4 separate regions of the Homo sapiens genome follow, and regions 2, 3 and 4 are each linked to region 1. A link is a loop called in an ENCODE intact Hi-C map of the cell type or tissue named here. Cell type or tissue: sigmoid colon. All regions are shown on one strand. Links, peaks and the distances in the headings refer to the core of each region. The heading gives the core; the rest is flanking DNA.

Evidence for each region. Hi-C counts contacts between places; a loop is a spot of excess contacts. Peaks named below come from ENCODE experiments on the same cell type or tissue, not always from the same donor. Only the 100,000 strongest peaks of a DNase experiment are listed, where the experiment ranks them.
Region 2: a loop joins it to region 1, with 5 times the contacts of the local background. A loop is called at or near these places in 58 of 110 quality-filtered maps.
Region 3: a loop joins it to region 1, with 8 times the contacts of the local background. A loop is called at or near these places in 109 of 110 quality-filtered maps.
Region 4: it touches region 1 in a loop (4-fold over the local background); 9 of 110 quality-filtered maps call a loop at or near these places.

What each region holds. Positions count from the first base shown.
Region 1 is chr3:194,312,198-194,319,615 of GRCh38, forward strand. LINC00887 (long intergenic non-protein coding RNA 887) reads right to left here and starts at 607. Exons shown (of 3, transcript NR_024480.1): 1 at 404-607. RefSeq lists a silencer at 3,317-3,656 and enhancers at 3,361-3,861, 3,727-3,776. In sigmoid colon, for the core only: a CTCF peak has its summit at 3,640 (motif pointing left); DNase peaks (open chromatin) are centred at 1,534, 2,074, 2,797 and 3,554; H3K4me3 peaks cover 991 bases; H3K27ac peaks cover 386 bases.
Region 2 is chr3:193,664,405-193,671,822 of GRCh38, forward strand. OPA1 (OPA1 mitochondrial dynamin like GTPase) reads left to right here. Exons shown (of 31, transcript NM_130837.3): 27 at 476-592; 28 at 1,892-1,985; 29 at 2,766-2,876. It overlaps LOC102724808 (a long non-coding RNA gene), which reads right to left. Exons shown (of 5, transcript XR_924835.3): 3 at 6,404-6,490; 4 at 4,516-4,640. Among named protein-coding and RNA genes, the nearest start is that of OPA1-AS1, 41 kb to the left of the region's middle. In sigmoid colon, for the core only: no CTCF peak of the experiment used is centred there; no DNase peak of the experiment used is centred there.
Region 3 is chr3:193,777,207-193,784,624 of GRCh38, forward strand. No RefSeq gene overlaps it. Among named protein-coding and RNA genes, the nearest start is that of LINC02038, 63 kb to the right of the region's middle. RefSeq lists silencers at 3,702-3,761, 4,014-4,308. In sigmoid colon, for the core only: a CTCF peak has its summit at 3,746 (motif pointing right); a DNase peak (open chromatin) is centred at 3,845; H3K27ac peaks cover 257 bases.
Region 4 is chr3:194,203,275-194,210,692 of GRCh38, forward strand. LINC02036 (long intergenic non-protein coding RNA 2036) reads right to left here. Exons shown (of 3, transcript NR_125403.1): 2 at 1,545-1,692; 3 at 1-405. Among named protein-coding and RNA genes, the nearest start is that of LINC02037, 41 kb to the right of the region's middle. RefSeq lists a silencer at 814-1,043 and an enhancer at 2,466-2,760. In sigmoid colon, for the core only: no CTCF peak of the experiment used is centred there; a DNase peak (open chromatin) is centred at 3,277; H3K4me3 peaks cover 576 bases; H3K27me3 peaks cover 1,204 bases.

The DNA of each region.
Region 1 (7,418 bases), core at 1,140-6,139:
AGGTGCACCACCACACTCAGCTAATTTTTGTATATTTTGGTAGAGATGTGGTTTCACCATGTTGCCCAGGCTGGTCTCGAACTCCTGGGCTCAAGTGATCCTTCCACCTCAGACTCCCAAAGTGTTGGGATTACAAGCATGAGCCACAGCACCCGGCTGACTTATTGCTTATACTTGTTTGTTCTTGGCCTCCTTTGGCCAGGACCTGTCTTCCTCATTGCTGAATCCCATGAGCCTGGAGCCATGCCTAGGTCAGTAACTCCCTGTTGAAAACAACAGAGACTGAAGGAAGAAGTAACTATAATTAATGCAGGTGGTTCGAGATGCACACTTGGAGAAACACTGCTCCAAGAGCATGAAGTTGGCACCAGCCTGACGGGGGTTGGGTCCCAGCTCTACCCACCTGCTGTGTGACTTCAGACAATTTCAGCCTCCTGCGCATCAGTTCTCTCTCATCTGTGAAATGGAGACAATCCTTCTATCTTAGGGCTGCAACACAAGGATCCAGTAATATAACCAGGCACAGAGCAGGACGCTGCAGCGATACTCCCTCCCTTATCTTCTGGGTGGAATTTTGCAAGCAACGGTGTCTGAGCAGAAAATGAATCTGAAGCCTCCCAGGGGGGAGGGAGCACATTCTGTTTCTCATCAGGCGGAGAGGCGGGGAGGAAGAGTGAATGGAGGTCACCCATCGAGGGGAGTGTATAAGTCATCCCTGCCGGCTACCTCTGCAGCTCACAGGACACACGTTCACCTCCCTCCCTCCCTCCTTCCCTTCCCACCAGCAGAAATGAACAAGCAGTTTCTCTGAGTAAACAGATGATAAATCACTGGCTAGAATCAGTACTCCCGCCAAAGCAGCATCATTGGAGATCTCAGGCAGAGCAAGCGCACGTGCTTGGGGACTGCAATTTGGGTTTAGAGGCAGCCCTGCCAGGCCTGCACACTGCCGGGTGAGCATTCCTCCCCAAACAGCCCAGCCCGCTTCCCCGGGGCTCTTGGAGTAAGTCCCGCAGACTCTTGCCAGCCCCACCTGGAAGGACTTAAGCTCCAGCGTGGGGGATGCGGGTGAGATGGGAACGAGGATTTCCTGACAGCGATCCTGGAATGGGTGACTGAGCTTATAGACTTTTTCTCTGAGTTTTATGAAGCAGATAGGATTTGGAGGTAAAGAGACAAAATAAAAAATGTCTACACACACACACACACACACACACACACACACACACACACACACACAAAGACAAACACATTATACACCCCAAAGAGAGGAAAAGAGAACAGCCCCTGCAGAGGGGGATCAGGGCATCTGTCCACATGGATGTCAGGACAGTGGCGGGGACACACAATCCAGAGTCCAGAGCCCACGTCCAAGCTCCAGCTCCACCACTCACTGTCCAGTGACCTTGGACCAGTCTCTCTCCCAGCCTCCTCTCGGGGTTTCTTCCTCTTGAAGCACGAGCATGCATCCCTGATGCTCCCTGAGCTGATGTTTCATGGGTCTCTGATTTCCAGTTGGGCCCTGGCCAGGCGCATTGCGGAGGCAGTAGGGAAACTTGCCCAAATGTGTGGCCACCCCAATCTTCTTGGCCAGCCCCCAGCCCCAGCTGAGATCCAATTCAAAGCTTGGACCTTTACTTTCAGAGTCTACGATGGAAGGAGCAGGATTCGTACTGACGTCCCACACCTTTTTCCTGGCTTTCTGTCCCCGGTGGAGGCTCTGTGCCTGGCAGGCTAAACGCCCTCTGAGCTCTTAGAGGCAGTTTCCACCCTCAGCCCCTGCCCCAGCTGTGACAGCCTCAGGGTCAGGCTGAGCCCTGGAACCGTATCTGCTCATCTGGATTCAAGGAGAGACTACTGTTCTTCAAAGTAACCCCACTCCCGGTGGAACCCAGCCGCCACTCCCACAGGGCTGTCCAAAGTATCCCACTAGAGACCCCAGCAGGAGCTTCTGAGGAATTAGCGTGGAAAGGGATCTGCCAGGGTCTGGTTGTGTGACCTTGAGCAAGTCCCTTACCCTCTCTGGGTCTCAATTTCCCCACCTGGCTGGGCTGGCTCTGTGCCATCTGCCCAATGCCCTGTCTGGCCGCTGGCAGCCTCTCCCTCCCTGGGGCTGTAGGGAATGCTCCCCTCACTGGCCAGCCAGGGGTGGGGTTCAAATGGGGGAAGCCAGGAGCAACCCTTGCAGTCAGGGCTCCAGGCAGGAATCAGAAGAGAAGCCTCCGCCTCTTCTCCCCAGCAACATCTCTTCCCATCTTAGAATTATGGGCTGGCAAAGCCAGGGAGGCTATCAGGCATCATCCAAACCATTATGTACATGGCCTTCCTCCAAATGAAATCTCACACAAATATCAGATTGGAGGTTTGGGAATGGGGATAAGGGGATGGGCAGAGATGAAATATGGCGTGGAACATTTATGATAAAGACAGCTCTGGGCCAGGCACGGGGTGGTTCACACCTGTAATCCCAGCATTTTGGGAAGCCAAAGCAGGAGGATTGCTTGAGACCAGCCTGGGCTACACAGTGGGACTCCGTCTCTACAAAAAATAAAAAAAAATTAGCTGGGCGTGGTGGCGCATGCCTGTAATTCCAGCCTCTCAGGAGGCTGAGGTGGGACAATCGCTTGAGCCTGGGAGGTCAAGGATGCAGTGAGCTGCGGTCACGCCACTGCACTTCCAGCCTGGGTGACAGAGCAAGACCCTGTCTCAAAAAAAAAAAAAAAAAAAAAAAGACAGTTCTGGCGTCCTGGTTGGGGAAACTCCTCCAGCCATGGAAGACCCTTCCAGCCAGCTGGGGCAGCTAGACAAGACAGCGTTGCTCTACTCGGCTGAGTTCTCCTCTCCAGAATCAACTCCCATCGCTGCTTAAAGGGAGTAATGTGGCTGTGGGGGACAGAACACTAGAGTTTCATCAGCAACCTCGTCACCCCCAACATACAAAACGCTCCTTACAAACGCAGTCCTATCTGTGCTGCTAAAGAAGGCAATCCCCCCTTCACCATCCCATCTCTTCCACTTCTGTGCATGAGAACGCATAGGCAGGAAGTATCTGATCCACACGGCTCAGATGAGAGAAAAAGGAGGAGCAGGAACAGGAAAGGAACTGAGCAGAGGAGAGACCCAGAAAGGGAAAGGTGAGAGGTGGTTCTTGCGGCTGACTTGGCAAAGCCCCAGGCCTGTGGGATTTTCCGGGACCCTCCGTGTTCTGAAAAGGCAGGGGAGGGGCAGAGAACAGCCAGGGAAGATGGAAAAGGAAACTGGTGTCCTGCCGGGTGGAAATGGGGGAGAAACTCTCGCGTGAGTGTCATCAGAGCAGCATGAGCAAGGGCTCGGTCCCAGAGGTGAGCCCGGCGTTCTGCCTGGAGGGGGCGGGCAGCAGGGCTGGCCAGGGTGAAGCAACCTGTGCCGAGCGGCTGCAAAGGCCGCGTCTCCCCAGCACGGAGCACATCACTGACGTCAAGCGCGGCGAGGCCGCGGCCAGCATTAATTAGGTGCCGATGCACGGGGGCGGGCCGGCCTGGGCCAGAAGCCGCTCCCGGAGGCTCCGACCCCCGGGGCTTCGCGCCGCCTCCCAGCCCGGAGCTCCTCCAGCCGCTGGCGAGAGGAGGCTGAACCGCAGCCGGCCTCCCAGCGGTGCCACAGCGCGCCCTAGTGGCCGTCGTCCGGAAAGCGCCGTCAGAAGAATCGCAGGCTCGCAGCCTGGGAGCCCCGCAGCCCTCATCTTCTGTCCGCCCTAAGGCTCATTGACTTCACATTAGAATCACTTGGGGAGACTGTAAAAATCCCGATGCCCGGGAGGCACCTATTCCGATTACATTAGAACCCCGACAAGCGGGCCCCAGGCCCCAGTATTTTTAAAAACTCTCTCGGTGCTTCCTATGCACCGCCCAGTTTAGAAGCTGTTGTCTTAAAGCAGTGGTTCTCAGAATTGAGCTCATGGGAGTCGCCTGGAGGGCTTGTTACATCACATATTGCTGGGCGCTACCCCAGAGTTTCTGACCCAATACTTCTGTAGCTTGGCCCTACTCGCTCTTACAAGGTTCCCAGGTGATGCCGATGCTGCCGCTCCGGGATCACACCTGGAGACCTAGTGCCAAACCCTCCTAATCAAGGCACCGACTCAGCCGGCACCGCGGGATCACCAGGGAGCTTGTTAGAAATGCAGGTTTAGAGACCCCGCCTCAGAACCATTGAGAGAGAATCTACATATTTTATTTTGCTTTTTATTGACCCATAATTGTACGTATTTCTGGGGTACAATGTGATGTTTTGATACATGTATGCATTGTGTAAAAATCAAATCAAGGTATTTAGCCTATCCATCATCTCATCTTTGCTAAAGAAATTGTAAATCTTTTCTACCTACTTTGCAATGTACAATACGGTACTGTTAACCACAGTCACCTTGCTGTGCCATAGAACACAAGAACTTCCTCCTCGCTGCAACTTTGTACTTGTTGACCAATCTTTCCCCATCCAACCCTGCTCCCAGCCTCTGGTAACCACTCTTCCACTCTCTCCTGCTAGAATCTTCATTTTCTCTAGACGCAGGTGATTCACCCAACATTAAGGTTTGAAAGTATTGCTCTAAACACCATTTGTGCAGGCCTTACACAATCAGGCTATGTTGACAGCTTGGAAGACCACTTCACATCCCCCACCCGGCCCCAAACCTGATCTCTGGATCAGAGAGCTGGATAGAATGTCCCAGATTATCTGATCCAATTCTTTTGCAGGACAGATGAGGGAAACTGAGGCCCAGAGAAGGGGATGAACTTGCCCAAGCTCCCTGGGTTCTAGGGTGGCCTGTCATCCTGGGTACCTCAAAGCTCATATGGTCATAAACAACCCCCTTCCTCCCCAGGAGGCAGCATGTGAGTTCTGCTCTTGATCCACCTATCAGGCGGCACGCACTCCAGGGGGGCTGTGGCGGCCCGGGCTCCATCCCGGCTGCTTGGGAGGGCACTGAAGCAGTGAGCAGAGACACAGGACATCGCATCAGAGAACATGGTACAAGGAAACCTGTGCAAGATGTTTAGGTTTGAAAGCTAGGTGTCAGCCACTGGGCCTCCATGCTGAGATTCATACTCCCATCTTGTTCATGATTATTCTGAATTCTCAGGGAAAATAGACAGGTCAGAAGCCTATCTTAGGGACACCGAAGCAAATCTGTACACACTAAGCATTCTGTCCCAACAGTGGGCTGGATGGCCACCTTCAGCCGCAGCTTATGGTGGGTTTCTGTCTTTTCGTCCTGTTACTTGGCTGGAGTTGAATGGCCAATGAAGTTGGGCATGAGTATGTGGACCCCAAGTTGTGCTGCCCTCGTAGACAAGTTAAATGAGCTAATGGTAAGCGCTGTCTATGGCCATTGTGTTAGTATATTTGTGCATTGCTATAAGGAAATGCCTGAGGCTGGTAATTTATAAGGAAACAAGGTTTAATTGGCTCACAATTCTGCAGACTGTTCAAGAAGCATGGCGTCAGCATCTGGTCCTGGTAAGAACCTTGGGAAGCTTCCACTCATGGTGAAAGGTGGAAGGCAAAAGGGGAGCAGGCACATCACATGGCAAGAGTAGGAGCAAGGGGTTGGGGGAGGTCCCAGACTCTTTTAAACAACCAGATCTCACATGAACTAACTGACCAAGAACTCACTTATCACCAAGGGGTGTGCTTAACCATTCACGAGGGGCCTTCCCCCATGATCCACTCACCTCCTACCAGGCCCCACCCCCAAAATGGGAATCACCTTTCAACATGATAATCGAAGGGGACAAATATCCAAACCACGTTATTCCCCGCCCAGGACCCAAATATCATGTCTTTTTCACATTTCAAAATACAATCATGCCTTTGCAATAGTCCCCCTAAGTCTTAACTTGTTCCAGAATTAATCCAAAAGTCCAAGTCTCATCTGAGACCCAAGGCATGTTCCTTCCACCTATATGCCTGTAAAATCAAAACAAGTTATTTACTTCCAAGATACAATGGTGGCACAGGCATTGGGTAGATATTCCCATTCTAAAAGGGAGAAATTGACCCAAAGGAAGGGGCTACCAGACCCACCCAAGTCTGAAACCCATTGGGGCAGTCATTAAACCTTAAAGCTCCAAAATGATCCTTGATCCCATGTCCTGCATCCTGGGTGCACTGGTTCAAGGGATGGGCCCCCAAGGCCTTGAGCAGCACTGCCCCTGTGGCTTTTCTGGGTCTAGCCCTGTGGCTGCTCTCATGGGTTGGAGTTGAGTGCCTGTGGCTTTTCCATGCTCAGTATGCAAGCTGTCAGTGGCTCTATCATTCTGGGGTCTGGAGGACATCAGCCACCTTCCCACAGCTCCACTAGGCAGTGTCCTGGTGGGGGGTCTGTGTGGGGGATCCAACCCCCATTTCCCCTCCACACTGCCCTAGTAGAGTTTCTCTGGTGGGGGCTCCACCCCTGCAGCAGGCTTCTGCCTGGGCAGCCACCTTAGGCTTGCTGATTCATCCTCTGAAATTTAGGTGGAAGTTGCCAAGCCTCCTTCACACTTACATTCTGTGTGCCTGCAGGCTTAACACCAAGTGGAAACTGCCAAGGCTTATGGCAGCTTGCGTTCTCCAAAGCAGCAACTGGAGCTGTACCTGGGCCTGGGGTCTTTTGAGCCAGCAGAGATGTGGCAAGCAGTGTCCTGAGGCTGAACTGGACAACAGTGCCCCATACCTGGCCCCTGAACCCATTCTTTCCTCCTAGGCCCCTGAGCATGAGATGGGAAGAGCTATCTCCAAGACCTCTGAAATGCCTTTGAGAACTTTTCCCCATTGTATTGGATATTAGCATTTGGCTCCCTTTTAGTCATGCTAATGTCTCTAGCAAATGATTGCTACACTGGCTGCTTGGATTCCGCTCCTGAAAATGCTTCTTCTTTCCCTGCTGCATGGCTAGGCTACGAACTTTTATGCCCTGCTTCCTTTCATGTATAAGTTCCAACTTTAAGTCATTTCTTTACACCCATATCTGATCGTAGGCTGTTAGAAGCAGCCACGTCACTTCTTGATACTTAGAAATTTCTTCTGCCAGCTGCCACCAAATAAGTTCAACCTTCCACAAACCCCTAGGACATGAACACAATCCATCCAGGCTCTTTGCTAGGGAATAACACAGGTGATCTTTGCTTCAGCTCCCAATAACTTTCTCATTTCCATCTGAGACTTTGTCAGCTTGGACTTCACTGTCCATATCTCTATCAGCATTTTTGTCACAACCATAGATGTTCCAGACGTTCCCTCATCTTCCTGTCTTCTTCTGAGCTCTCCAGTCTCTTCCACCCTCTGCCCGTTACTCAGTTCCACATCTTTAGGTATTTTTATGGCGATACTCTATTCACTATACCAATTTTCTGTGTTAGTCCGTTTGTGCATTGCTATTAAAAATGCCTGAGACT
Region 2 (7,418 bases), core at 1,063-6,062, 650 kb before region 1:
TCTAGTAATAAAGTGGTAGGGATCATATTGGTATGGTAGCAGTAAAATTTTATAAACAGAAAGGAAATGTTGAGTTGCTAGACATGATCTGAGACCATCTTAAGTTCTAACTCTGTTTTTAGATAAGGCTTTCAACCTCTTTCTGCATTGGTTTCCTCACCTCTAACTAGGGGAAGGTAATACCTACCCTGTCTACTCCACAAGATGATTATTTGATTATAGTAACAGCATTTGTTTAAATCATTGCTAATTTTTAAGTACATAAACTGGTAATGGGTCAGAGTAGTAGTAAATCTAATCTTTGCCTTAAAAAAAGTAAGTGAATAAAAAAATTTGAATAACTATGTAAAGAATAACCTTGCTTTTGCTTTTAATTAACTTTTTTGGTAAATATAATTTTTGTACAACTTCTCAGTGTGGTTGATCAACATGAAGAATATACAGTAACTCTGGGCTTTCTTTTTTCTCATTTTAGATTAAGGATACTTGGCATCAAGTTTATAGAAGACATTTTTTAAAAACAGCTCTAAACCATTGTAACCTTTGTCGAAGAGGTTTTTATTACTACCAAAGGCATTTTGTAGATTCTGAGGTAAGGTTTCCAAAAACAAAGAGAAGTATTTTTAAGCAACAGTTGTCAAAATATGCTTAAAAGTAAACTTTAGCTTAAGCATTAATTTTAAGTCCTTTGATCATCTGGGGAAAAAAAGTATGTGTAATTTATAAAGAATAATCTAACTCTTATATTTTCAAAGATATTTGCCACTTTGTTCGTGATACGTGCATATTATCCCCAATGCTTATAAGAATATGTGAATATAAATAGTAAAAAAAAGTGTGAATATAAATAGTAAAAAAAATAAATAAATAACAGGAAATAGTCCCTTATTCCCTGACCTGTAAGAATTTTAGTTAACATTTTTATGTATTTCTTTTCAACTTTTTCTGTACATAGGGAGAGAGACAGAGAGGGAAAGAGAAAGTGTGTGTGTATCTGTGTGTGTAACATAACCATCCATTTGCATAATGGAAATCATCCTGCAAAACAGTTTTTATCATGCTTTTTTCAGGTGTCATAATTATTTCTTCATATCACTAAATCTTGTTTTAAATAATCATAAAGTTCTTGTATTAAAATGATTCATAATTTAAAGTAACCCCTAGGTGGCAGCAGTCTGATATATTTTCAGCATTTTCTTACAAGCAAAAATGCTTTTAAATATCCTTTTGATAAAGCTCAGTTAATCAACAATCTTATTTAATTGAGACTTCTAACATGCTGTTCTTTTGTTTTCAGTAGATGAACATAAATTTATATTTAAATGCACCTAATTAAAAGTGGCAAGTTTTTTTTGCATAATTTTAATTGTAGAGTGAACTTCTTTCTATAGAAACTTCTGTAGAAAGAAGAAACTTCTGTAGAAACTGCCTTCTGTAGAATAAGCTTCTTTTTAAATACATCACTTTATTTTCACACAGCTGAATTTTAAAAATGGCTTGAGTACAGACTCAAAGAAAAGAGGTTAACCTAAGGACGTATTTAAGATAAACATGGTTAGCTGAAACTAAATATAAATGGAGGGTATATGCTGTGAATTTCAACTTACATACAATGTAATGTAATTTGCTACTACTCAAGCTTATTTACTTTGTCATTAGAATTGAAACAAAGCTATCTAGGTGTCAGACAGATATAAGCCAAATTATGCAGAATTTCATGGCTCCGTACAGAAAGGATTCTGTAGCTTATATCTACAGTATATGCATTAGGTAAATCTGAGTACTTTTTAAGCTTAGGACATATCTACTGGTTCTAGTAGTTGTATGTGTTTACGATGATAGTTTTCATTTTAACTTTGCATCTGGTAATCTTAGTTACTTAATATTTCAGTTGGAATGCAATGATGTGGTCTTGTTTTGGCGTATACAGCGCATGCTTGCTATCACCGCAAATACTTTAAGGCAACAACTTACAAATACTGAAGGTAAGCCACATAGGGACTGCAGTCTTATTTTGACATTAAAAAATAATAGTGGTAATATCCATATTTAATAGAAGGATGCCAAAATACTTCCCAAAAGTAGATTTATTAGAAAAACTGGCCAGGTGTGGTAGCTCATGCCTGTAATCTCAGCATGTTGAGAGGCCGAGGCAGGAAAACCGCTTGAGGCCTGTAGTTTGAGACCAGCCTGGGCAACATTGTGAGACTCTATCTCTACAAACAATAAAATAAATTAGCCGGGCATGGTGGCACACATCTGTAGTTCTAGCTACTTGGGAGGCTGAGATGGGAGGATCACTTGAGCCCTAGGATTTTGAGGCTACAATGAGCTATGATCATACTACTGCACTCTAGCCTAGGTGACAGAGTAAGACCTTGTCTCTTTAAAAAAAAAAGACAAAAATTATTATTTGCTTTTAAAATAAATCATAATTGGAAAAGATGGGTGATAAAACATACCAGGAGTTTATTTTCATTGCATGAAACTCTGTTGGGAATGGACTCCTAGGTATCACTTAGTTTTTTGGGAAATCTGCACTTCCATTAAAGTGTATAGCTTAAGAATATGACATTCTCTGAGACTATATAGGTTTCATGCTGATAAAACTACTGTATAACAGAGATTTTCTATGACTATGAAAAGTATTAGCAATAGTTCTAACATGATAAAAAATTTACTCTCCATATATATAGGTTAATTTTATCATCTTTATTCATTTATAAAAACGATGCTCCTCAGGTTTTTTAACTTTCTTTAAACAGTTAGGCGATTAGAGAAAAATGTTAAAGAGGTATTGGAAGATTTTGCTGAAGATGGTGAGAAGAAGATTAAATTGCTTACTGGTAAACGCGTTCAACTGGCGGAAGACCTCAGTGAGTAGTTCTTACTGCCCTCTACCTTACTACCTTTCCACCTTTCCCATTTCCATTTGTTTGTTGATCCATTTAATCTCAAACTTACAGAAAAGTTACAAGGAACTGGGCTGAGCACGGTGGCTCACGCTTGTAATCCCAGCACTTTGGGAGGCCAAGATGGGTGGAAAACAAGGTCAGAAGATCAAGACCATCCTGGCTAACACAGTGAAACCCCGTCTCTACTAAAAATACAAAAAACTTAGCCAGGTGTGGTGGTGGGTGCCTATAGTCCCAGCTACTTGGGAGGCTGAGGCAGGAGAATGGTGTGAACCCGGGAGGCGGAGCTTGCGGTGAGCCAAGATCCTGCCACTGCACTCCAGCCTGAGCGACAGGGCGAGATTCTGTCTCAAAAAAAAAAAAAAAAAAAAAGTTACAAGGAATTTTTTTCTTCTCTGAAGTATTTGAGAGTAAGTTGCTGACCTTAAGTCCTATCACTTCCAAGTAGGTTCATGTATAGTTCTTAGAAACAGATTTTCTCATAGCAACCGAACATTGATAAATTACAATATCTAATTCTCAGACCCCTTTCAAGTTTCACCCGTTGTCCCAGTATTATCCCTCCATATAACAAGATGTTCCAGGCTCAATACCTGACCCAGCTTCCTTTTTTTGAAGAATGGTGTTTAGAAATGGAGACCTAGAAATTATATATGCTGTTATTGGAATATCACTGTTCCCTGGTTTCTCAGTGGAAAGAGCTAGGAACTAAGTGTTGTGAATGTTTGTGTGTGTGCAGGTGAATATACACACACTGACATCTGTATTCCTAAATCATGTGTATATTTATTTATTAAAAACTGTGAGTTGATGCTGATACTTCCCATTTTAATCCAGCATTACAAGGTTTGTTCTAGTGTTCTCCCTTTCGATATTTGTCACTTGCTTTCCTGATAGAAAACGGGCTTCTAGTATCCTTAATATATTTTCATATTTTGGTCAGTCCTCCTATACGTAACCCAACTTGAATGAAGATATGTCCTTTTCCATTGCAGAAATGTTCTTTTTCCCCAGCTCGGACTCAACACTACACACCAGGCCACCACATGGCGCCGCACCCAGCATTGACACTTCTTTTACCTTGTCTGGGCTCTGACATCCGTGCCAGGTTGCTCTTCGTCATGGAGTCCCTTTTACTGAGCTCTGCTCTGACGCTTTGTGCCAGGTGCCTCTCCATCTCATCCTTCCCACCCGCTAGCCTCTGCCCGACCCCAGACAGATTCCTTCCTCACCTGAAGCCAGACCATGCCTTTGTGGAGATACCCTCTTTACCCTGCCTGTGCTTCGCCAGCCTGCACCAGGCCACCCTCCTGCACAGATACTCTCCTCAGTACTGGACCAGGCTACCAACAGCCCCATGTGAACCCATTGTAACCCAGGTCAGGCATTAACACCTGCAGTAGGCTACCATGGCTTCCCCTTCCCACCCCCCTAGCTTGGCCCTACTAATAATCACTTTGTCACTGTTTGGGGTTGATATTTGGTTGTTTCTTGTAGGTTCCTAGCTTTAAGATAGGATTGCATACTAAAATTTACTTAGATCTTTGAGAACTCAAGGAAATCAGTGAAACATTATTGTTATTAAATAAAAATAAAATACCTGTAGTTGGTACCTCTGTTTGAGCCTGCCTTGTTACAAGTTTCACTGACTTCAGCTTCGTGTAACAAAGTATCTTTTTCTTTCAACGTGTACTTAAATTTCCTGTCTTATTAGTTTTCTGATATCTAAAAGGAAAAAAAGCAGATATCGTTAATAAATTAGAAAGAAGTTCTGCAAATTTAAAAGTGCCTTCTAAGCTGAGTTGTAGGATTACAGTACAATCCATAGGGTTATCCTGAAGAAGCCAGGCAGGGCTCTTCTGTGTTACACCCTGTGCCTGCGCAGCATGCTCACCCCTTGCCATCAGCGCTTGCGGCCCCATTCTCTCCCTCTAGTAATAATCTAAGTTCTGCATTGCTTTCTCCTTTCCTTTTCTTTCTTCCTTTAAATATTCTTCTTTCGAGACATATCTCATTTTAACTTTTATTTTCATTTTCTGTCACTTTTGGTTTTTCTCATGCCACCTTGGCAATGTAGTTAAGTTTGTGCTAACGTAGAAGATTAGTGCTCAAATCTGAATTGCCATTTACTACTAGCTGTGTCATCTTCGGCAGGGAATCTCCCAGAGCCTTAGCTTCTTTATTTGTAAAATGACTATTATAGTGGTTATTTCTCAGGATTGTTAGAATTACTTCCGCAAACATTTGCAAGTCCCTGGTTCATAATTTCATGCTAAATTAGTACCGTTACAGGAAGTGGTATATCATTGTCACAGTGTATACAAATATATTTCTTTTATATCCCTCGTGATATAATTATCAAGACAGTGAAACAATTCAATGAATTTTACCAGCATAACACATTTTTAAGTGATTGGAAAATCATAAGTATCTTTTCTTATGTTTTTAGTAGAGGCTTTGCAACCCCATTACTCTCCGCTCCCAATTTGATTATTTAAAGGAAGTGGATTACTAACTCAGATATGTACACTGTCAAGCCAAGTTCTATGTTCTACTGCTGGTTTTCCTGAGAAAGCAGTCATATAACTCCCTTGAAATGATTTACTACTTTTGTACATATAAAATTATAATGGTGTTAATGTACCAAATAATGTCCTTGGAAGCAAGGGTTTTGCCAGTAACTCAGCTGCATCAGTCACCCTCAAGGAGATGAGCCATGACTTTGTTCATTAGTTGGAAAAGAGTCTGGAGAGTGCCTTTTCGTTACTGTTTATCTTTGGTCTGACACTTGGGAATAGGGTCATGGATACTTCAGCCAGAAAACTTTCCAAATTTAAGTTATTAATGTATTATAAGGATCAAAGTTTCTAGTATAGCCTGTTCAATTAGAACATAGTGTGTTGGTTGATTGGATTTGGAGAAAGGGAGGCAATCAAATTTTTACTACAGTTTCAGCCTGTTACAGAATATTGTATAGAGTGTTAAAATGTTGATGCATTCATATTTTTGCCAGTTTTAAGCTTGTACGATTTTAAATCATTTCCTTACCTTGGAGACTTCCCCCCCACCTTTTTTTTTTTTTTTGAGATGGAGTCTCGCTGTGTCGCCCAGGCTAGAGTGCAGTGGCACGATCTCGGCTCACTGCAAGGTGGTTCTCCCACCTCTGCCTCCCGAGTAGCTGGGGCTACAGGCGCCCGCCACCATGCCTGGCTTATTTTTTGTATTTTTAGTAGAGACGGGGTTTCCCCATGTTAGCCAGGATGGTCTCGATCTCCTGACCTCATGATCCGCCCGCCTCGGCCTCCCAAAGTGCTGGAATTATAGGCATGAGCCACCATGCCCAGCCCTGACTGCCCTTTAAGATGAGTACATAAGTAGTAGTAGTACATTTTTCTTTCACATCCTGGAGAAGATATACTGTGTTCACTATTGAAATGAAACCATAAAGCTAGAGTTAGGAAGATTGAAGAAATGAAAAAGGAGCTCACATGATTTTGTCTCAGGAGAGGCTCTTCCAGGATTCTTTGGAGATATGGTAGATTCCATAGCTGGAGCAGGGAAAGGACAGGATGAGCCTGTGGGTGTAGAAAGGAAGGGAGTGCTTGAAAGATGATGAGGAGATGTCAGCAGGTCACAGAAACCCTCTGAAGGAGGCTCCAACTGGCCAGGCTGGGGACAATTTGGGCCCCAAAATAATGACAGTAACAAATTGTAACTCATTGAATGAAATAGGAATCCATACATTGGTAATTATATAAATAAGGGAATAAAACCATGATGCAAAAAGGGATGTTTATGTCATCACGCAAAATATGTTCACAGAAAATATGTACTAATTAAAAGAGGGAAAAGAGTAACTTTACAGTGGATGAAGCCTGGCAATCATCACTTTAAGCAAGTGGTCAGAGTTAATATTATCAGTAATGGTCAAATCAAAACCATATGCAAGAAGACTCTAAAATGCAAGAAGACTCCTGAAGTACTTCTTACCAAAGATGTAGAACTTAAATTCAGTCATAACAATACATGAGACAAACCCAAGTTAGAGCACAGTCTGCAAAATAACTGGCCTGTAATCTTCAAATGCATCAAGATCATGAAAGACAAGGAAAGAGTGAAGAGCTGCTCCAGTTGGAAGAGACTTAAAACTAAATGCAATGTATGATCCTAGATTGGATCTTTTTGCTCTAAGGACATTAATGGGCCAGTTAGTGATATTTGAAGGGGATCCGAGGGTTCCATTGTAGTAATATATCAGTGTTAATTTTTAAATTTTTATTAGGTTGGGATTATTTTGGAAAATACCATTATTCATAGCGAATACAAAGTAGAATATTTGGGGATGATAATGCATGATTACAACAAATGTTTCAGGAGAAATATGATCTTTGTAGTGGTCTTGCAACTTTTCTGTAAGTCTGAAATTGTTTATGCATAAAAGGTTAAAAAAAGGTTAAATTTTGTTTTTATAACTAATAATGGATTAGGGTCATGTGAAAGTAC
Region 3 (7,418 bases), core at 1,333-6,332, 530 kb before region 1:
GGTGTCTGAGAGGCCATAGCCAAGGTGGGGGCTTGCCCTACCCACCCTGGGGGATTCAAACATCAGACCTGTCTCTCCTTTTAATGAGAACATTTAAATCCCAAAGGCTTCAAGCCACTTCACACCAGTCCTCATCTTACAGAAGGCCCAGTCTGTGCAACTACTTTTCAGCATCTCAGTCCTACCCCTCAAATCAAAAAATGAAATCTTAACCCTAGGAGGGGATTTCTGTTGGTTGGGATAGTGAACTGTTGGTGTCCTAGCTGATTCAGGTCATATTCAGCACAGGCATTTAGCCTAGATATTTACCTGGAATAGAAGCCAGCTCAGTAAATGCCCAGGTTTGCTGCAGGTACGTTTAAAACCCTGCAAAGGATGCTTCAAGTTGATGCAGTCCAGCACCCTGTGTTTTAACGGAGGCAGAGAATTGTGGAGAAGTTTGCTGGGCAGGGAGCAGGGACTCTGCTCTGACTCTGCCGCCAACTCCCTTGGGAACTGCGGAAAGGCACTTGCCCTTTCGGACCTCTGCTCTCCCATCTGTTAAACAATCTGTAAATCTCATGTCTAAGGTCCCTTCCGGTTTTGACATTCCATCATTCAACGTGCTGAGAATGCCAGGGGCAGACTGCGTGAAAGAGAAAGTCTATCGCTTTGGGCAAATCTATTTTTAGGAACATAACCCAAGAAGATAATTAGATGTACACATGAAAATAAGGTATTTATGAGATTACAAAAGACTGGTTAAATAAAATATAGTATATCTATATGACACAATCCTATGAAACCATTAAAAATAACACCATAGAATAGTATAGTCATGGAAAGACATTCGTAATATTTTGTTTTGCAAAAATCCAGGGCTTTTAAACAAGACTTCACACAGGATAATAGTTTTGCAAAAATATATCCAAAAAATATGCCTAGAAAGAGATCTGAGGGGATCTACACCAAACTGTTAATATCTATCTTTAGGTAGTAGGGTTTTAGGAGATATTTGTCTTTTTTATAATTTTCTGTATTTCCAATACAGAAAATGAAGGTGTATCATTCTTAGAAAAAATACAAGTGTGTATCATTCTTGGAAATTTACTTAAAATGAATGTGTATCATTCTTAGAAAAAAATATTAAAATTATTTAAAAGAAACAAAATTTTGTTCTTAAATATGTGTATTCTTTTCACATCTCATTTTTCAGATACATGAAATGGCAGCTACGAAACATCTTAAAAGGTCAGAAAATAAATGAATTGTTGGCTAGAGGTCAGCCAACAATAAAAAATTTGGATGATCAAAACTGCTTGACATATATACAATGCTAGGTGAGTTAATTTTATTAAGGCTGAAGAGAAAAAAATGTATAAAGGTTTTCAAATGAAGAACCTGGCCTGACTGGCATGTGTCCTTATTATGATCCCAGCGTGTCCATCTTGCAGAGGGCTTAAAGATGATCCACATCAGCTCCCACATTACACAGACAGGTAAGGCACTTGCTCCAGGTCTGGGAGCTGTTTACAGCAAAGCCAGGACTAGAACCCTGTGTCCAGCTCTAGCTCCCATCTCAGGGCCAAAGCTACAAGGACACCCGCCCTCTCCGTGTGACCATGGAGGATGCCGGGGCTGAGATTTCCTTCCTGGAGCGCTCCAGGTATGCATTCTGACGGCTCACGTTACTTTCTTCTCAGTGGCGGTCCTTGGCTCTAGAATGTGATCTCCTTGGAGATAGACATGGCACTAGGCGTGCGGATCCTGTCTGGAGTGGGCAGAGCTTCTTCTAGAATACCAGGGCTTCCTGCCACATTCTCTTCACTGCACGGCAGTTTGTCTGTGTTCTCTGAAGTACTCTTCTGGGTTAATTTGCCCTAAGGGAGGAGAGCAGAGATTGGAAAAGTCAAAATATTAGATTACGTGAATATCGCTTATAAATTACTTGGAAATTCAATTCTACCACTATCCCCTGAGAATGTCCTCATTGCTGGGAACTGTCCTCACTGCTGGATCTTTGGGAGGAAGGAGGGTGATGAAAGGAAAGAGGAAGATGCTGTAGACACTGCCGCTGCACTCCAGGGTCTCAGAATCTGAGTGGGGGAATAGTCAATGGGAAGAAGGAGCTGTAAAATAAGGCAGCCTAGAAGAATGTGAAAAGGTACAAGCCGAATACAACACCAGCAGACTCAACAGGGATTGTTTAGTTTGGAGGGAGGAGGTCCCTAAAGGCTTCCAGGAAAGGATGGCATTTGAGATAGGTCTTTGGGAAATGGGATCTCAACATTTAGAGACAGAGAAAGGAGCATTTGAGGTTGAGGGAGCTGTGAGTGACAGTATGGTCAATGCAGATGCAGAACGGCCTTGGGGGTGGAACTAGAAACAGGTAAGGGGCCAGTGTGGCCGGAACTCAGTGCACATAGGAAAATATGAAGAGAAGGTGTTGGAGGGATGTGGGGTCATGGTTTGAGGTGCTTGAAGAACCCATAAAAGTATCTGGACTTATCCTATATGAAAAAAGGAGGTGTTGCCTGCAGGATTTTGAGGTGAGCTGTGCTTTAGGAATTTTTTTTTTTTCACATTGGAGGGGAAAAGACTAGAGTCAGAAGCAGTCATTTTAGAGAGAAGAAATAATCGTGATGACAGGAAGATCCCAGGTCCCCTGCTTCCAGCTGGCGAGGAGAGAAACCAAGCTCTTTGGTTCTTCTTAGACTTTGTGGCTGCTCTTACAACTTGCTGAGAGAAACTTCTGAGCTGGTGTTTCAGCAGCTTTAGTTAGAAGCCAGGAAATGTAACTAGTGATGTTGGTGGCCCCTCTGCGATGGGTGGAAGGCTGGCGTCCTCCCCACTACCATGCAGGAGAAATTGTGCTCCCACGCTAACAGCTGGGACCCCAGTGTGGTCCTGAGTCGGCGACTGTAAAGCTACATTTTCCAACTAAGGGATGCCTCAGGAAATAATAAATCTCTCAGGATTTATGGGCCAGGAAATTCTTTCAGGAGAGAAAATAGAGAAGAGGTAAAGCAGAGATGGGGCAAGGCAGGAGAGCAGCTGCCCAGGACCCTCCTGGCACAAATATTGGGCTTGGTGAGTTGCGGAATTGCCCATCAGAACTCATGGCTGAGAAGGACTTGAAGGATAATCTAATAGGATCTCTTTTGCTTTCCCCTTCATTGAACTCATGCTTCCTTCTCTGCAAAGTAAGAAGGTTGAACTCAATGACCTCCAGGGTCTTTGCCTCCAGGTTATTTGATGCTTGTGGTGAAGCCAGTCTTCTCACTAAGGGCTCTGGTTATGCCACATGCCTCATTTTCCCCAGCTGAAAATGCAATCAACCGAGTCACCTATCACCCATGTTTGGGCTGAGGATTAACGATGGGAGGACATCTGGAGACTTCCCTCGGAGGGATACAGCTGGGTCTGATTACCTCTTATTTACTGTCTTTTTACTCTGGAGACGGCCCACATACTCACCCTAAGGAACAATGACAGAAGCATGCAGACCATCCCAACACACCCTCCAAAACACCCCCAGCCCAGCAGCCAGTCGCCATGCATAAAATGCATAAATCCACAAACGCAGACTCGGGCACACACATAGGCACACGCACACACGTCCTCTTTCTTCGCCTTTTCTGCCTGGTGTCTGTCAAACAGTGCATCCCCTTCATTCTCAGAGATCTGAGACCGGCCTTGTTCTGGAGTTGGTGAATTCCAGCACACCCCCTGCCTTCATTCCAAGCTGGAGCTCCGGGTGCCGTCAGCAGATGGCGCCCGGAGCTCTCAAACGACTGGGTGAATGCCTCGGGCCTGAACTTCTGGCCTCCCCACTCCCACCCTTGGAATGGGATAATTTGGGAGTCATCTGTGGGAGGGCTGCCAAGGCCTTAAATTTACTACTTGGAGCTGGGATAATTTTCCCCAGACGGGGCATGGAGGGGGAGAGAGGAGGAAGGAAGCGGGGTGGGGGCTGCAGACCTGGTCAGGGCCACGACAGCTCCAGCTCTGCCAGCCAAAGAAGGCCTCACTGAGAGGCCCCATCCAAAGGGGTGTCTGAAACAAGGGCAGGTCACACCCTGGAGGGGGAAATGCTTTCACTGCTATGAAAACCCAGGAGAACAGAAGGATTTACAGACAAAAAATAAAGCCAACAAGAGCTTCCAAATCATGTCTATCCCTCCCACTTCCAATCTCTGACTCATCTTCTAAGCCCAGTTTCAACCTCACCTACTGTGTGAAGCTGTCCCTGACCCACACACCTCCTGTCAGCATTAACCATTCATTTCCTTTTAACTTTTTATTCTGGAATTTTCCAAGCATATACAAAAATAGAGAATATGATATAACAAACTCTCTTATACCCACGCCCAGCTTTAATAATGACAATTATCAATGTTTTGCCAAATTGTTCATCTATTCTCCAACCTTTTTTCTGGAATGTTTTAAATCAAACCCCAGACATCATATCATCTCACCCCAAAACACTTAAGATGTTTTTCCCTAGCGTTACTTATTTATTTATTTATTTTGAGATAGAGTCTTGCTCTGCCGCCCAGGCTGGAGTACAGTGGTGTGAACTTGGCTCACAGCAACCTCCACCTCCCAGATTCAAGTGATTCTCCTGTCTCAGCCTCCTGAGTAGCTGGGATTACAGGCTCCCGCCACCCTGCCTAGTTAATTTTTGTATTTTTAGTAGAGACAGGGTTTCTCCATGTTTGCCAGGCTGGTCTCGAACTCCTGACCTCAGGTGATCCGCCTGCTTTGGACTTTCAAAGTGCTGGGATTACAGGCATGAGCCACCGGGCCTGGCTTTCCCTAGAGTATTTTAAAACAACCTAGACATCTGCATGCATCTCTGACTGAGAAGGACTGCTTTCCCTTTAACATAACCACTTGCCATTATTATATCTAACATTTACAATCATTCTTTATGGCACTTAGCTCCCTGTGGCATTTGTCATGGTTCGTTTGGTGTGAGAGTTACACCGAACATAAGTGTGTATCCCCTCTATTTGACTGTAGTTGCGTTTGGAGCATGGATCAGACCTCACTTATTCTGGAGTTCTCAAGGACTCCCAACAGCACCTGCTCAGAAGCCCTGGAAAGTCAGAGCACAATTAAGGACATTCGCTCTAAGAAGACACTCTCACGGTTATCGCTGGAACCCAGGGTCCCTCCAATTGGAAATGTGAAGTCAAAGGAGGAAATTGCTCTTAGGCTGAGTCACAAGACTCGTGTCCTTTTCTCCTGAGGTAGATAAGAGACACACACACAGGCAGATACACACCTCATGCCTCCAGGAGCCGCAGAGGCAGAGAATGCAAAAAATGTGGTGGTGCCAGCCGCAGCGAGGTCTGGAAATGCCTTCTTAATTGAGCCTTTCTGGGAGCTGCACAGGCTGGCTGGAGGAGGGACAGGAATGGAGAGGCGAGTGAGGTGGAAGGGGCCACGAAGGGCCATGTCTGAGATGGGGCCCAGGGGTCTTTGATCCTACTTCGTTTGTCATGAGTTTAGAGACCCAGAAAAAAGAGCCTTGAGTTTCTTCCAATAAAGCACTGTTACCTGAAAAATGCCCATCAGAACAGAATTGCTCCACCTTTGAATGGTTCTGTCTATAGGAAAGTCTTTTCTAATAGGAGCCCAAGTCTCTTTTCCTGCAGCTTTCACACACTGGGGCCACTCTGAACAAATTTAGTGGTTTGACAGGAATGATTAGGGGTGGGGATGGGACTCAGAAACCTCTGCAGGGTGCCTAGTAAGTGCTAGACATCTTGCATGCATTAAGTCGTAAACCAGAAAACTCCAGAGAGACCTTTGCTGTGGATATTACTGTCCCATGTTGCGGATGAGGAAAGGGGCTCTGGGAAGTCTGCAGGTTGCCCAGGACACAGGTCCACCCAGCTCTCATCTAGCCTGTCTTCTGGTTTCCCTTCAGATGGCTGGAAACACGGCTCCTGGCTCCTCGAGCCCTCTGGTCTCCCGGCTTCAGACCTCCCTTACAGCACATACTTTCCCAGCCCATCATGACCAGCTTCTGGGGTTCCCTCTGTTTGGTCTGCAACCCTCTTCAGTGAGATCCCAGACAGGGACATAAGCATTCTTGTTGCTTTGCTGGGAAAGCACGATATGCCAGCCAGCAACCGATGTACATCATCATTTGCTTGAAGAAATAACATGAGCTTGTGACTCCTGGCCACACTCTGGGTAGCAGGAGGAGCACAGTCTGAGGTCAAAGGATGTCACAACTCTCAGCCAGGCTGGCTGAGACAGGTTCTAAAACAACCCTTTCCAACCTACTGCTCTCCTACTCCCAGGACCTGGAGCCACTGACCCTGCCATGGAACAGGTTGCATGATGTTTTACATCAAATTGTATTGATTCTTTGGTGAATAGGTAATACGTTCTCATGGTTTAAAGTTTAAAATGGTACCAACGATATAAAGTAGAAATCCTCCCTCCTACTCCTTCCTCCCATCACCCATCTTCCACTTCTAGGAACAATGTTTCCAGCTTCTGGTGCATTCCTTCAGATGTAGTCATCATGGATACAATGCAAATAAGTAGGTATATGTGTATCCCTATTCCTTTTTCCTTTTTAAATACAAAATCAGTGTATTATACTGTTTACCACTGCCCTCACCTTTAAAAAGTTTTTTAGATTTTTTGTAGAGATTGGATCTTGAGATGTTGCCCAGGCTATCTTGAATTCCTGGCCTTAAGCGATCTTTCACCTCGGCTTCCCGAAGTGCTGGGATTATAGTTGTGAGCCACTTGAACTCCCTCCTTTTATTCACTTAGCACGTATACCTGCAAGTTTGTGACTTGAAGGGGTTTAAATTTACCCTCTTCTGCACCAGTGGTCCGAATGTGAACCCTACACTGTGAACCCAAGACAAAACACAATGCAGGCTGGGCATGGTGGCTCACACCTGTAATACCAGCACTTTGGGAGGCTGAGACACACAGAGAGCTTGAACCCGGGGGTTCAAGACAAGCCTGGGCAATACAGTGAGACCTTATCTCTACAAAGAAACAAAAAAACAAAAAAACAGACCTAGTACTGTGTGCTTGCAGTCCCAGCTACTCAGGAGATTGAGATGGGAGGACAACTTTGGCCCAGGAGGTAGAGGTTGCAGCAAGCTGTGATCACACCACTGCATTCCTGGACTGTAGAATGAGACTCTGTCAAAAAAAAAAAAAAAAAAAAGAGATGAACCTCTCATTTAATGCTTGTTAAACAGATAATCTCCACATAGATATAAAGAGATGACTGCAGATGCATTCTTTTTTGCATCTCCCATGTACATTTTCCAAGAGATTTTGCACTGCTCTTTGGGGGGTGTGACCCCTACTTTATAAGGACAGTAATCATCCAGGGACTGACATGATTTATCCAAACTAAGCTGCTGCCCTATTTGAGCTACTCTGATTTTGTG
Region 4 (7,418 bases), core at 914-5,913, 110 kb before region 1:
TTGGACTTCTTTTAACATACAGAGGTGCCCAGAACAAGTGTAAGGGCCTCAGTGAGCTGCAAGTTAACGTTTTGTTGCTTTCCAAGTCTGCTTTTCTGGAATCCTGACATCCCCTACAAATAAAATCAACATTGTGGACTGTCTCATTTTAGCCATGAAAGGAATGGACCTAAAGTCTGGTTAGTGTCTGAGGTGGTGGTTGTCGAAGGTTCCAGAGAGGTGCCAAGGAAATATGGCTCAGCCGCATCTCCATGAGGAGGAGTAAGTCCATGCTTCTGCCCACAGGGGCCTTCTAGGCTACCGGTGAGCTGTCACTTCCTCTTCCAGGAGAGTTTGATGGGTGCTGGTGCAGCAGCCGACTTAGGAACCAGAGGAGGTGAAGACACCCAGGAGATCAGAGCAGGGCTGGGGAGTGAGGAGAGCAGCGCTTAGTGCTTTTGAATGATGAATTCCTGCCCTTAGAGACTTAGTAGGTGGCGTCATTTCCTCCCGGGTACCCGTCCCCCCAACACCTGCTTTGTCATTAAAGGACGATCCACCTCTGCCGAAGAAGAACTTAAAGGACAGGCATGTAAGACGCATTAAATGACAAAATATAACCTGATGAACAAAGGCAAGGGGGCAGTCTCGGTTCATTGAGCCAGGGGGATTTGGGTAAACTTCCCAGGGGCATCCCTGGTGACCCCTCCAAAACCCCAGCAAGAGGCTGAACTGGGCAAGGGTTAACTGGCATTTCTTGATGAAGTGATTTCAGCTCTGAAAGTCTGATGCTCGCGGCCCCAGCAGGAGGCCCCTGGAGTCCCAGGTTTGGGACAGGGCGAAGTGCCAGGCGGTCTCCTGGCCTCGGTCCCTGACAGCGAGGGCAGCAGCGAAGGCAGCCGCGGGGGCGGCGCTGGAGCCGACGACCGGGCGGGGAAAGCCCGAGACGCGGCCCGGGCCCGGGGTCTCGGAGGCTCGGGGACTCCGGCGCGGGCGTGTCTCTGCCCCACGCCGCCCACAGCAGCCGACCCGGCCCCGGGGGTAGATGATCCGCGGCGCGGAGCCCCCTGGCCCGGGCCTGCCTTTGTGGCGCGGCGGCGCGGCCGCCTTTGTCCCTCCGGCGCGCACGCCCCGCCGCGCGCCGCCTTCTGCAAGGATCACCCCCGCCGCGGCGCTACCTGGCCCTTTGTCACCAGCTGCCAAAGAATTCAGAAAATCAAATTTATTTCCCGATTACGGCCGGAGCGCCCCTTTGTGCAGAGGGGTCTCTTTAACTGCTGAGATTCCAGCAGACACTGTGCAGCCCTTTATGGCGCAAAATAAAAGCCGTCCCGCTTCTTGCCCCGGCCCCCGCCGCCCCTCCCGGCTCCCCTGACTTCCAAGCCCCTGTGGGAACCTGGGAGGGACGCTCTTCTCTCAATAAAAACGCTTATGAGCCCGAAGACATTGGGGCTTGAGTGTCTTGCCAGCTAAAGGGGATAAATCAATGGGCATCTTGAGTTCGGGAGGGTGTATTTCCCTTTTTTTCTGGGAATGAATAGATGAATGGTAACTCCGTTTCTTACCAGCCCAGCACTGTCCGAAACTCGCCTGGACAAGTCCAACTTCATTCTTTTCAGTACGACTAGCTCCTGTGCGCTGCAGAAGACTCGGGCTGATCTGAAAGCGCCTCTCCTATTCGAGACTCTCAGGTTTTAAGTAGGTCTTCCGCACCTGCAGATGAAAAAAGATGTGGCTATTATTTTCCTCGATTACGTTGACATTGCCTGAAAATGAATACAAAACATTGCCTTGCAAAGATTTTTTACCTTTTCTTTATTTCTTTCTTTTTTGTGTGTGTGATTGTGCAGGGAAATAAATGTATGTCTTTTATATTTTTGAGAAAAGTCTAGAGTGACCACATGTTCACAGCACGCATTCCCACACTTCTTGTCCACTCATAAAGCAATGGATAAGAGAGACGGATATGCACAAATCTACTAACCCATCAACATCAGCCCAATAATAAATGCTCCCATGAAAACAGTTACAAAGGCCATCATAATTTGTACTCTCATTATAAAATATTTAGCAGTATAACTTGAATTATATAGTCATGGAAGGAAGAAATCTGTATTGGAAGAATTAGGCCCATTAATTGTAAATCATACATGTTATAAGGCTTTTGCAAGCTCTTAAGAATAATAATACATAATACATAGATATTTAGCACTTAGGATTTTTTTTCACCATCTCTTTTTTTTTTTAATCGTGAGAATTGAAAGACGCCACTCAGTCATTCTGTGACTACAGGAAGTGATTATAAATCAATGCCACAGTTGCTAACAGACGGCATTCCTCTCTTTATACACATCTGTGTGTCTCCTCACACACAGGCGTACATGCACACACATATGCACACACACACACAAGTGCTTGGCCCACTCAGCCTCCCCATAATTTCACAAAAGAGTGACTCTAATGTTTGCTGCCTCGTGGGGAGCCGGTGGGCACAGCAGTGGATTGGATACCTACACCAGAGAAGGCCTGAGAGGCGTAATCAAATAAGGGAACCACTTGAACTGAACTCCCAGCAGGAGCGGGAGGGAGGCCTTGAGAGGTTACACGTAGTTTTTATCCAGCCTTGCAGGAGAGCACCAACTTCCTGCTGCTAGAAATTTGTCTGCAAATTTTTTCCTCATTCAGACAGAGAGCTGGGGTCCAGGAAACACTGGGTTGATATGATAACTTGATTAAGTCTGGGGACAGATGACACGGGAGCACCAACTCGACTCAAAGGAACCTGTGCTCTCCTCTTTAACCTCTCCTTGGGAGCCTACAAATTATATCTATTAATGCATCAGCCCCGGGAACTGCACAAAGACATTGTCTGCCTAAATGTATGTCAGTCATTTGCAGGGGCCTTTGTGGAATTCCCACCACATTTTCATGTCTCTTCGCTATTTGAAAAAATAAAATGTAAACTGATGGGCTAGACAAAGGCTCACAGTCTACCTCCTCTCGTTAAAATCGCTTTGAAGGCAGAAGTCAAGTTCATCAGCAAAAGTGTTCAAGAAATTCTTGAAATGGGCCCTGGGCAGCTGGAGCATATCCAGGGGAGAGAAACTACAAGGAAGAAGGGTTTGGAAACTGCATCCAGTGAAGCATGGATGGAAAACCCAGGGATTTGCCTGGAGAAGAGAAAACACAGAGAGGACTTGGGAGCTGAAGAAGTGCCAACGGGAAGAAGGATGAGAGTTTGCTGTGGGTCCCGGGACAGAGCCCAGGGAGAGACAGGCGTTCGCCAAGTGCCAGCAAAGTGACTGGATGAAAAATGGGCCACGTGCTGGGGCCGCCCCTGCGGATGTGAGGAAATCAGTAGCGTGGCCACAGCTGCACAAATCACAGCTGCCTCTCCTGGTGTCTGATCCAGGAGACAGCCGGCCATTGAGAGGCTGGTAAACCTCAGCTCCAAATAACGTGAGTTTTTAAAATGTGAGGGTTAATTTAACATACAGTAAGTTTTGTATCCACCACCCCAGTCAAGATATAGAAAATTTCTACCACCCCTGAAAGTTCCCTTGTGCCTTCTTTCCAGTCAGCCCATCACATCCCACTCCACCTCCTAGGCAATTATTGTTCTTTTTTTTTTTTTTTTAAGAGATGGATTCTCACTCTGTTCCCCAGGCTGAAGTGCAATATCAGGATCATAGCTAACTGCAACCTGGAATTCCTGGGGTCAAGTGATCCTCCTGCCTCAGCCTCCCAAGTAGCTAGGACTATAGGTGTGCACCACCACACCAACTAGTTTGTTGCTATTTTTTGTAGGGATGCGGTCTCTAACTACTGGCCTTAAGCAATCCTCCCACCTCAGCCTTCCAAAGTGCTGAGATTCCAGGCATGAGCCACTGTCCCTAGCTGGCAATCGCTGTTCTGATTTCTATCACTCTCAATTAGTTTTGTCTGTTTTTAGAACTACATTTAAATGGGATAATACAGTATGTACTCTTTTGTGTCTGGTTCCTTTTATTTAGAGGACGCTCTTGAGATTCATCCATGTTGTTTGCTCATTTTTGTTGCTGAGTAGTATTCCCTAGGAGGGCTATAACACAGTTTGTCCACCCATTCTCCTGCTGATGTGTATTTAAGTTGTTTCCAGTTTGAGGATATTATGAATATAGCTGTTATGAACAGTCTCATAATACTTTTCATTTCTAAGTCATAGGATTAGGGTATATTCCAAATGCCTTTTTTTTTTTTTTTTGACCAAGTCTTGCTCTGTCACCAGGCTGGAGTGCAGTGGTGCGATCTTGGCTCACTGCAACCTCCACCTCCCAGGTTCAAGCTATTCCCCTGCCTCAGCCTCCCGAGTAGCTGGGACTACAGGCGCCCGCCACCACACCAAGCTAATTTTTTGTATTTTTAGAAGAGATGGGGTTTCACCATGTTGGCCAGGATGGTCTTGATCTCCTGACCTCGTGATCTACCCACCTCGGCCTCCCAAAAGGGCTGGGATTACAGGCGTGAGCCACCACGCCGAGGCCCAAATGCCATTTTAAACAAGACTGCAAAGCAAGAAAAGCCTGAGGTCATGAAAGGTGTTGTCTTCAGCCAAGACTGAGAAGAGTTTCTGGGACTTGACAGTTTCTAGCTATTGTCCTCACCTTCCCCAGACAGCACAAGTTGCATCCTCGTTCCTCTCACTGATGGGCAGGGGGCATATACTGAGATTGATCTAGGGCGGCCTGGGATTCTTCATGAGCAAGAATATCCATCTTAGCAAAATGGGTATTGGCATCATTCCAGCTTACTCAAAATATGTGTATTCCCATCTACTGAGCTCCCACTATGGGCTGGGCCTTGTGGGTAGACAAGGGGCCATAGGCTGAGAGAGATGAATTTGATGAGGGACCTGTCTTTAAAGTGCTTGCTGCCAGGTGCGGTGGCTCACGCTTGTAATCCCAGCATTTTGGGAGGCCGAGGCAGGTGGATTACCTGAGGTCAGGAGTTTGAGACCAGTCTGGCCAACAAGGTAAAACCCCATCTCTACTAAAAATACAAAAATTAGCCGGGCATGGTGGTGCATGCCTGTAATCCCAGCTACTCGAGAGGCTGAAGCCAAAGAATCACTTGAACCCGGGAGGCAGAGGTGGCAGTGAGCTGAGATTGCGCCATTGCACTCCAGCCTGGGTGACAGAGCAAGACTCCGTCTTAAATAAATAAATAAATAAATAAATAAATAAATAAATAAAGTGCTTGCAAGTCTAGAAGGAGAAATTTAAAAAGTAATAAATTATGAAACCATAAGTCAGTCTTCAACAAACACTTGGGAGTCACCTGCTGTGCTGGCTCTGGGCTGGTGCTGACATGGTGGGGAGATGGCTAGACAACCACAGAGAGAACGTGAAGGCCACCCATCTGAACCATGGGGAAAGAGGGACAGAGCCTCCCACTCTGGAATAATGAGTCCCCTTTAGCAAAGAGGATATAAGGACAACGGAGAGGTTGGATTTGGATTTGGAACAGGTATTCCAAACCCCAGATCTGCTGCATCACCTTGGGACACAGAACCTGTCTCTGCCAGGTGTGCTCATGTGTCCTTATCATCTGACTTCAGGTGGCACTAAAGCTTCCAAGTCAAATCAAAGCCATCAGAACACAGAATGCTGGTGCTGGGAGGCCCTTTAGAGGTCACGGTTCACTCCATCCCAAGTACAGATGGAGAAACAGAGACCCAAGCAAAGATAAATCACTGTCTCAAAGTCACAGGGAAAACACGTTTGCCTCCCACTACAATTCATATTATATGATGTCAGTCCCTCATTTATTACAGGTTCTTATTACATAATAGAGACCTATTTATTTATGATATTAGCTTTGCAGGGATAAGATTAGCAGATTCCCTGTAGTCTCAGCAGGTTAATCAGACTTTGCCTGTGAGCAGCTGTTACATTTGGAGAGACACATTTTTAATCCAGAAGTTGTCTAAACTTTATGATAAAAACAGTAGACCGTGTTATGATAGGGCCTTATGTTATTAGGACTCACTCATCTTCTATATCAGGTTGTTTATTTTTCTATTTGTTAGGCTTTTATTTTATTTATTTTTTTGAGATGGAGTCTCGTTCTATTGCCCAGGCTGGAGTGCAGTGCCACGATCTCAGCTCACTGCAACCTCCACCTCCTGAGTTCAAGTGATTCTCCCACTTCAGCCTCCTGAGTAGCTGGGACTACAGGCGTGCACCACCATGCCTGGCTAATTTTTTTTTATTTCTTTAAGCAGAGACCGGGTTTCACCATGTTGGCCAGGCTGGTCTTGAACTCCTGACCTCAAGTGATCCACCCACCTCGGCCTCCCAAAGTACTGGGATTACAAGTATGAGCCACTGCTCCTGGCCTATCATTTTTTCTATACACAGGTTTGACAACTGTTTAATCATAGAAAACTGTATAAACAACTTTAGAGTAAAACTTCATCCCTATAGCCTTTAAAAACACTGATGTATATTACTGCAAAGTGAAAGAAAGTTGTGAATATATTGAATTTTCATATTACCATCCAAATGGTTGTTGACAAATTTGTTTAAAAGAAAAAAATGAATTTGGATTTATGCAAACTTGGCAGGAATTTACAAATCAGAGGGAATAAAGACAGCAATGTTCATGGTTCCTGCTTTGTAGTTTTTTAATAGTAATAAAAATTATACTTGATACATACACAACATTTTACATTTTCCAAAACACCTTTATATGCGTACTTTTACAGGAAATCCTGATAAATGACAAGATATATGCTACCTCCCTGCTGCAGATTGAGAAGGCAGAGGCTTGTCCATGATCACATAGCTAATAGGGCCACTGTGATCTCCACCCACCACCCTTTGCCCAAAGAGCAACATAGCGCCATGTGATGGTCCCACACAGAACCCAAGAAAACTCGAGGACGGCATTGACACAGTAGCTCTTTTAGGGCTGATTGTAAGATCTGTGATCACAGAATTTTTTTCAAACATATGATACGCATTTCAATAGGTCTTCTGCCAGAAACAGGGTTAGCTATATAATTTGTGGATTTTATTTACTATTTAGTGTCTTCCTAAGTAAAGAAAAATTCACATTTTAAATTATTAGCATGAGTTTTACAATTCCTCTTTAATTTGAATAGTGCCAGTTTTAAATGCAAATATAAGAACATTTAACTCCTACGCAGAATCACCAAAATTGCAGAATTTTTATTTTGTAGCCTATATATGTATGTATGTATGTGTGTATACATGTATATATATATATTCTTACCAGAACAGTGAAAGTGCTATACAAAACTAACCCCGCTGTTTTCATTTCTCTTGGTAATACACACACATTTCCCAGCCCTCTGTACCTTTGGCTTATGATGAGGCTGAATGAAAGGGCAGGGAGCTATGGATCATCCTTGCTCTCTCGTTCCTTCTCGTGTCATT